2 separate regions of the Homo sapiens genome follow, and region 2 is linked to region 1. The links are chromatin loops, found by intact Hi-C in ENCODE. Cell type or tissue: heart left ventricle. All regions are shown on one strand.

Region 1 (4,000 bases):
TTTACTAAAAATTATTGCATAGAACCCTTGAAATGTGTAAATTTTACAGTATGTAAATCACATCTCAATAAAGTTGTTTAAAAAAATGGTTCCCATTATATCTTTCCCTTTTTCATCGCTCACCTCTCTAGTCCTTAAATAACATAGAGATCCTGTAGACTGCAATAAACCCAAAGACACGCTGGTTGTTCTAGAGGAGGCTAAAGCAAGTCTTCCGACCCAAGCAGATACGCTGGAGATGGCACATCAATTGTCTTGTCAAAAGAGGAAAAAAAAACACGCAAGGGCCACGTATTTGATTTTTACAGTGAACGATGAATTCATCTGTGGTCAGAGCATCACTCGGGCAGAGACGGGCAGTGCCCTCGAAGATGCCTCCAAACCCACAGCCTCCAATCCCAACCCAATCCCAGCCCAGGAGCTTCCAAAGACCTAAGCCCTGAGGAGAATGGGAATCAGGAGTGACGGTAATGATGACAAAGGCTCAGCCCATCAGCTGTGTTAGAAAAAAAAAGGAAGAGAAAACTTGCTAAGTGGAGAGCCAAATTCACCTCGCCCCACATGCAGCCACGCCCAAAACTCCCATGCCCACCCAACAAGCCATGTCTTTTGAACCATGCTATCACCCCGAAAAGTGACTCTTTTGAGGTCACACTCTGATGGCAGAAAAAACTCCCATGTGCTTGGAAGGAAATGAAAACTCTAGTGATATACCTTTGGCTTGCCTCCAGATGGAGAAAGAAAATCTTAAGAAATGTTGAGCTATTGCAACATCCCCTTTTTGGGAAAAACAATATTTCCAGCAGATGGGAGAATCATAAAAAGTAAGGAAGCACGGTCGGGAAGGGTTGCCTAGAATGATCCACAGTGTCTGCAGTGGCCATCTTCCCCCAGCCCACTTCAGAATCCACAAACACGCATGATGGTAGCAGCCAGCTCAGGGTCAAAGACAGAACTTGGGGCTAGAAACTAGGACTTGGGATGGCCCACAAGTGGGTCCAGCCATGACCCTGGTCATCTGGGTGCTGGGTAGTTGAGCCTACCAGGTACAGAAGGAACCCCGCCGAGGAGGCTTTGGGGTCTGAAGAATGGAATTTGGGCTCCAGCGAGGGACTTAACAGCATTTCCTCTATAGCCTCAAAGGTATTTGAATCAGGAACACTAGCTTCACAGCCAGAGGCCTGATAATCTCCTTCTCCCCTTTCATTGAAAAAGAAAATATCTAAGATACTGGAGAATACAGTAAAATCCTTAACTCTGTTCCCCCACCCCCGCTTTTTTTTCCTTCATTCCTAGCGGCAAGGCTGGATAAGCTTATCAAGAGCAGGCAAACTACATCTTAGCTCTGATCCTTTCGAGAAATCCATTTGGCGCCTTTAACGTTTCATTTGGCAGATTGAATTTCGGGCATGTATTTATGGGACTGGGTTTGCCCTTAATAGAGTATTGCATAAATCCCATTACAGTATCCACTTCAGTGTGTTTGGGGTTTTCTAAGCCAGGGCTTTATCTAAGTGGACAGCATGGGAATGACCCACTCTGGCTCAGAAACTCCCGCCTCTGCCCTGGAACCAACCTTTGCAGATTGCCTCCATCATCATCAATGTCAAATGATGTTTTGGGAAAAGTTCTGGGAAGGGTCAGAATGAAGCATGTCCCATCCACAAAGAAGGTGGTGACAAGCGTGTCATCACCTGCTAGTAAATTACAGGATTTCCTTCCAGGAACCACCTCGCTCCACATCCCTCTTCCTTCTGGCAACAGCCAGAGAAAGTCTGTTATCCACACAATGCCTTTCTGTCTTTCGTAAGTATGCAATGATGAAGATGCATTACTTGTCATTTCTGAAAACAAAACAATTATTAAGAAAAGTGAGCTATAAACAAAACAGATCAGGCTTAGCAACCCTGAATAAGCCAGTTCTCTGTAACCCTCAAGTTAATCATTTAAAAAAACAATGGGGCCAGGCACAATGGCTCATGCCTGTAATCCCAAAACTTGGGGAGGCCAAGGCAGAAGGATCACTTGAGGCCAGGAGTTCGAGACCAGCCTGGGTAACATAGCAAGACCCCATTTCTACAAAAATAATACTGATAATTACAAAATTAGCCAGGTGTGGTAGCACACATCTGTAGCCCCAGCTACTTGGGAGGCTGATGTGGGAGGGTCTCTTCAGTTCAGGAGTTCAGGGCTATAGTGAGCTATGACTGCACCACTGCACTCTAGCTTGGGCAACAGAGCGAGACCCTGTCTCTAAGAAAAAAAAAAAAAGAAGAAGAAGAAGAATGGAATTAGCAATCCCAACAACACAGGTGTGGAGTTTTAATGCAGATGAAAGAAGAAAGCATGCTTAGCTCACAGGAGGTGCTCAGTGACGCTTGGCCCATGCACTCATGGCACACACCTTAGTTCATCTTTCCTAGCTGGCTCTTTCTTGGCAGGGCTGGACAGGCCACTTACTTCCCAGGCAACAAGGCAGAGATGCCTGTAAGATGCCTTCTGCGTACATGGTTCAGGTCCGGCGTGGCACGCACCATATGCAAGAGTCAGGGGTTACACCAGGCTGAAGTGTCAGTACATTAAGAACCATTTCCTTCCTCCTGGGATCTGTCCTGGAAGCACGCACAGAACTCTCCATTCACTGACTTTTCACATAAATAGACTCCAAAGCAGAAATGCATGGAAAGGGGCTGACAGCGGGCCTCAGAGCCCCACATAAAGCTAAAGGAAAGCCATTTGGCCTTCTGGAACCTTCTTTTACCAAGGCACACTGTCCCCTCACCCCCTACAAGAACCCAGCAATCCATTATCTGGTCACTTTCTTCTACGACACAAGCAAGTTTTTAAAAAAGGCAACGGCAGCTGCAGTAAACGAAGAAGTGTACGTGATGAGGGCCCTTTGGGCTATTTCAGGCTCTGTCCCTGCCTGAAGGTGGCTGTGGGTTTGGTTACATCTAAGTTGGGCCTCAGAGCTTGTGAAGGTAAATGCTTCCTGATGAGAAGGAAAAAAAAAAGTCTAAGGAGTCTTCATTGATTCAACCGACATCTACAAAGTTCCTACTATGTGCCAGGCTCCAGCAGGTGGCCAAAGGGAACCTGGTATACTAAAGACCTGGTGCCCTCTCTCCAGGGCTGAATCCTCCAAGGATTCTCTCATTGACTTTATTTTCATCTTACATCACCCGTGAGCAGCTGGGGTAGATGTTGTGCAGTTACTGAAGAATTTGTATGTACTATAGGAGGCATGAAGAATGCATGACTTTATTTACTTCCAACTAAAGGCAGGAAGTAGTAGTAATGTCTCCACTGATATGGTTTGGCTGTGTCCCCACCCAAATCTCACCTTGAATTGTAATAATCCCCACATGCCAAGGGCGGGGCCAGGTGGAGATAACTGAATCATGGGGGCCGTTTCCCCCATCCTGTTCTCATGGTAGGGAATAAGTCTCATGAGATCTGATGGTTTAATAAATGGGAGTTCCCCTGCACATGCTCTCTTACCTGCCATCAAGTAAGACATGACTTTGCTCCTCGTTCGCCTTCTGCCATGATTGTGCGGCCTCCCCAGCCATGTTAGAACTTCGAGTCAATTAAATCTCTTTCCTTTATAAATTACTCAGTCTCGGGTATGTCTTTATTAGCAGTGTGAGAAAAGACAATTACACGGTCTAAGAGATGAGCATGTCAAGGCCCAGAGAGATGAAGTGACTTGCCCAAGGTCATACAGACAGGAAGGGGTAAAGGGATTTGAACCAAGGCTGTCTGGCTCCAGAGTCCCCACTCATTGCCATGATATCGCCTTGCTTTCAGGAGTTTGCTGTGGTCTGATCTCAGCACTACCACCGTGGCTGGCACATAGTAGGGGCGTGGATGGCACATAGTATGGGCCCAGGCAGCATTGGTGAAACTGAATTTGATCATCTTATTTAAAGCTACTGCAATCACATTCAGCTTTTAAGCTACGGGTTGGGAACGAGGTCATTCTATAAAAATGGAAAGC
Region 2 (4,000 bases), 120 kb before region 1:
CTTCTTCAACAACGTTGATGCTGATTTCATGCTGTTTGTGCAACTTAGGCAGTAAAAAGTTTCCTTTCCCCCTTGTGTGTATTAGTCTGTTTTCACACTGCTGATAAAGGCATGCCCGAGACTGGGTAATTTATTAAGAAAAATAAGTTTAATGAACTCACAGTTCCAAGTGGCTGGGGAGGCCGCACAATCATGGTGGAAGGCAAAAGGCACGTCTTACATGGCAGCAGGCAAAAGGAAAATGAGAGCCAAGCAAAAGGGGTTTCCCCTTATAAAACCATCAGATCTCATGAGACTTATTCACTACAATGAGAACAATATAGGGGAAACTGCCCCGATGATTCAGTTATCTCCCACTGGGTCCCTCCATGGAGGGAGGGAATTATAGGAGCTACAATTCAAGATGAGATTTGGGTGGGGACACAACCAAACCATATCAATGGGGGTTTAAGCAGAGGTCTGAGGCCCAGAAAGGCCTTCTAGAAGAGTCAAGGTGTGAGCTGGAGGATGAAAAAGAGCTTGCCGACAGACAAGAGGAAGAGGGGCGTTCTAGACACACAGCACTGCCCAAGCCAAATGAAGCAGGCGTGAAGCCAGGCACGCCCAGGGGGTGACTCATCTGCTGTGCCCAGAGCTCAGGCCAGGTAGGAGGGAGATCCAGGGGAAGGGTAGGGCCTGGAGATCACAGAAGTTCTGCCTCCTGTTACCTGTAAGATCCCTGCTGGCATAGTACTGTGAAGGACTCAATGAAACATCCCTGAAATCCTCATGATCATCAGGGCTGGCATTCCTGTAGCGCTTACCATGTATGGGGTCTTGTCTCAGGGCCTTACCCGCATTAACATGTTTTTCTTTCTAACTTAAAAAAATAATAATTATAGACTCACAGGAGGTTGCCAAGATAGCAGAGTTCTGCACTCCCTCACCCAGCTTCCCCCAATGGTGACATCTTATGTAACTGCAGTGCAATATTAAAACCAGGCAATTCACATCAGTACAATACTGTTAACGGGACTGCAGATTTTGTTTTTGTTTTCACCCATTTTCAACATACTCATGTGTGTATCCGTGATTCTATTTACTGTTTAATCTTCACAGCAATCCTATTATCCCATTTTGCAGATGGGAAAACTGAAGCACAGACAGAATAAAGACAGAATAAAGTGACTTGTCCAAGGAGCTCGAATTCAGGGAATCTAGCTCTAAGCTACTATGCAGTGTTACTTCTCCGGCAAGTTCTGGTAACTAGTGCAAACTCGCTCATGGATCAGAGATGTTTCTGAGGGTACTCATATTTGAAAAGGACTTCTAGGTGTCAAATGTAGGTTCCAGACCCATCCCAAAGAACCGGATCCTCTTGGAAAAGCTCCCCCTGGCCGGGGCTGAGCAGGGAAGCTGGGAGAGAGGGCATGTCCGCCCAGGGCCATGGCCACAGATCCCCAGCCTTGTTGGCTCCTGGATAGTCTCTATCCCAGCTCAAAGGTGTGCCTGTCTGCCTCATCTGCTCTCAGGTTTCTGGTCTGGTGATGTTCTCGGGACTGGCCTGGGCTGCCTGCCAACACCAGAACTAGACAAAAATCTGCAGTTCTGAGCCTCAGCCCCTGCCCCTGGAGCCCTGGCAACTTCACAGAGGCCTGCTTGTGAGGCCAGGAAGCAGGAAGCTGGGCTGCTCAGCCCTCCGCCAACCTCCAGGCCCCTGGCTGCTGGGGCTGGAGGAGGGAGAGAGAAGGGGACAGACAGGACATCCAGTAAAGCTGTAACACCACCAAAAAAGGCCTCCCACACAAGCCAGCCTTGGCAGCCAGCGACCTACCAGACAAGGCCCCCCTTTCCTGCTGACTTTTATGGAGTGTTGGGCTCCTTGGAAGGGAATGTTCCCTGTGCTTAGAAATATGTGGAGATGATCTATGCATGTGGACAGGGACTGCTTAGACCCATGCACACAGCTTGGTTTCTAGCCAGATCCGTGGGACTGTGGGTGAATTCTTTCCTTCAACAGCATTGATGCTGCTATAATGCTGTCTGTGTAACTTAGGCAAGAAAAGGTTTCCTTTCATTAGAGGGGAAAACATCCAAACCATTAAAAAAAAAAAAAAGTTCATAGGAATCCATGATAGCATTGGGAGTGGTTCTGCCCAGACATGGAGCGACTGTGGTTAGGACCCAAGAAACAGCCTCATCTGTTAACCTCTCCAAGACTCAGTATCCTCAGCTGAAAAGTGTGGATTAGGCTGGAAGGATCCAGCCCAAACTATGAACCTACAGGGAGAATGGGAATAAGGGGATATAATTAAGGGGCTTTTATTTCTATTCTGTCCAGAGATTCAAAATGCAGTTGCCTCAGACAGGCCAGGCCTCAGCCATGTGTCAAGGTCATCAGTGATAAATCAATCCACCCTGGGAGGGTCAGGACACTGGAGAGGGTCTGTCCAGCCAAAAGAACATTAGAACTCAATTGTTTTAAGACACTCTGCAGGCCAAACCAAACTTGTCGACTCACTAGTTACTAGCTTTGAATTCTAAAGTCGACTCTTGTCCAGAAATCATTTCAGGAGCTCCAAAATCTCAAGATCAGGAGATCCTAGAGAAAGATTAGAAGCAACAGGCCCCTTGTGTGTGGCCCTTAAGTTAACACGTCACTGGCTCCCCAGCAGGGAACCTGGTGGGCCCTGACTTCAGGAGCCTCCCCAGGCCCACTCATCACCCACAAAACAGCACCCTTGGGGTGCTGCAGAGAGGGAGGAAAAGTGCTTAGTCAGCCCACCCCGCTGCACGTTGCCGAGTCAGTCATTTTTTTAGAGCCCTCTAGAAACCACTAGATTCCAGGTCCTAGAATATGCACTACAGGCTTCCCTTGGAGCATGAGAAGTACCTCTCTGACTCCCACCAATTGCTCCTCCATGAATGGCAGCCATCCATCCATCTGCTATCCAAGAGAACGCATACTGGGTGAAAATGTATGCACAATCAGCTGAGAGCAACATGCGAAACCAAATTATTATCTATCCCCTCCCATTCCAGGAAAGAAAGGCCTGTGATGAAAGACACAGAAACAAGAAAACCACTACACTAGTGAGAGAAAAATCAATAATCAAAGTGATAGAGGAGAAACTTGACAAACCAAAGCTAACAGAATAATTATGATTAACATTAGATGAGGCTCTGAGCTCCCTGGTGGCCAAAGCAAAAAGGGATGCTTTGTATTATATAACTCATATACAACTTGACAGCTAGAAGCTTAGCCAAAGAAAAAGAGAAAAGTTCAGTCCTGGTACGAGTTTGTCAGGCAGGTGTGTAGGTGGCGGAGGTGATAAAGTAGAGAGGTGAGAGGTACCCAGGTCAAATGCAGCCTGGTGGGCCAAGGTCAGGCCTTGGCTTATACTGAAAGAGGCATGAGGAGCCACGTGGCGGGTTATTCGCAGAGTCAAGACTTCATCTGACTCATGATTTAAAAGAGCAGCTCTGGGAGCTATGCTGGGGATGGCCCACCTGGGGAAAAGGCAGAAGGAGGGAGGAAGATTTAGAGACTACAGAAAAAAGCCAGGCAAGTCCTTAGGAGAAAATCCATTCTCCTTCCTAGGACTGACTTACAAAGCTCAGCATGTCCTGAACCTGCCTCTCCATTCAACCCAAACTCATTTCTCTTTCCCTCCCTCCAGCTACCCTGGTCTCCATCTATCTCCTGCCTTGTGGATGCTCTTTGTCACCTTGTGCATTTGCACATGTTCTTCCCCCTACTGGCATGTTCTTCTCCCCAGCCTCATCCTTTGCATCTCAGCTGAAATGTCAGTTTCCTGGAGAGCCATTTCCCAAACCCCTATCACAAGTAGAGAATTCTCGCTCCCCTAACTCTCAATTCTAGAATCTTCTGCTTCTATCTCAGCACTAGTCACAGCAGATCGTTATTGTAACACTGTACCTATGTGTTGGTTGTTGGTTTTGTCCCGTCTCTCTACCAGGATGTCTATTATTCTAGGAAGTCAAAGATAAGTCTATTCCC

The links. Peaks named below come from ENCODE experiments on the same cell type or tissue, not always from the same donor. Only the 100,000 strongest peaks of a DNase experiment are listed, where the experiment ranks them.
Region 2: it touches region 1 in a loop (2.0-fold over the local background); 1 of 110 quality-filtered maps calls a loop at or near these places.

What each region holds. Positions count from the first base shown.
Region 1 is chr16:17,432,614-17,436,613 of GRCh38, forward strand. All of the region lies in intron 1 of XYLT1 (xylosyltransferase 1), which reads right to left. Among named protein-coding and RNA genes, the nearest start is that of XYLT1, 36 kb to the right of the region's middle. In heart left ventricle, no CTCF peak of the experiment used is centred here; no DNase peak of the experiment used is centred here; H3K27ac peaks cover 396 bases.
Region 2 is chr16:17,311,607-17,315,606 of GRCh38, forward strand. All of the region lies in intron 2 of XYLT1 (xylosyltransferase 1), which reads right to left. Among named protein-coding and RNA genes, the nearest start is that of XYLT1, 160 kb to the right of the region's middle. In heart left ventricle, no CTCF peak of the experiment used is centred here; a DNase peak (open chromatin) is centred at 1,675; H3K27ac peaks cover 1,439 bases.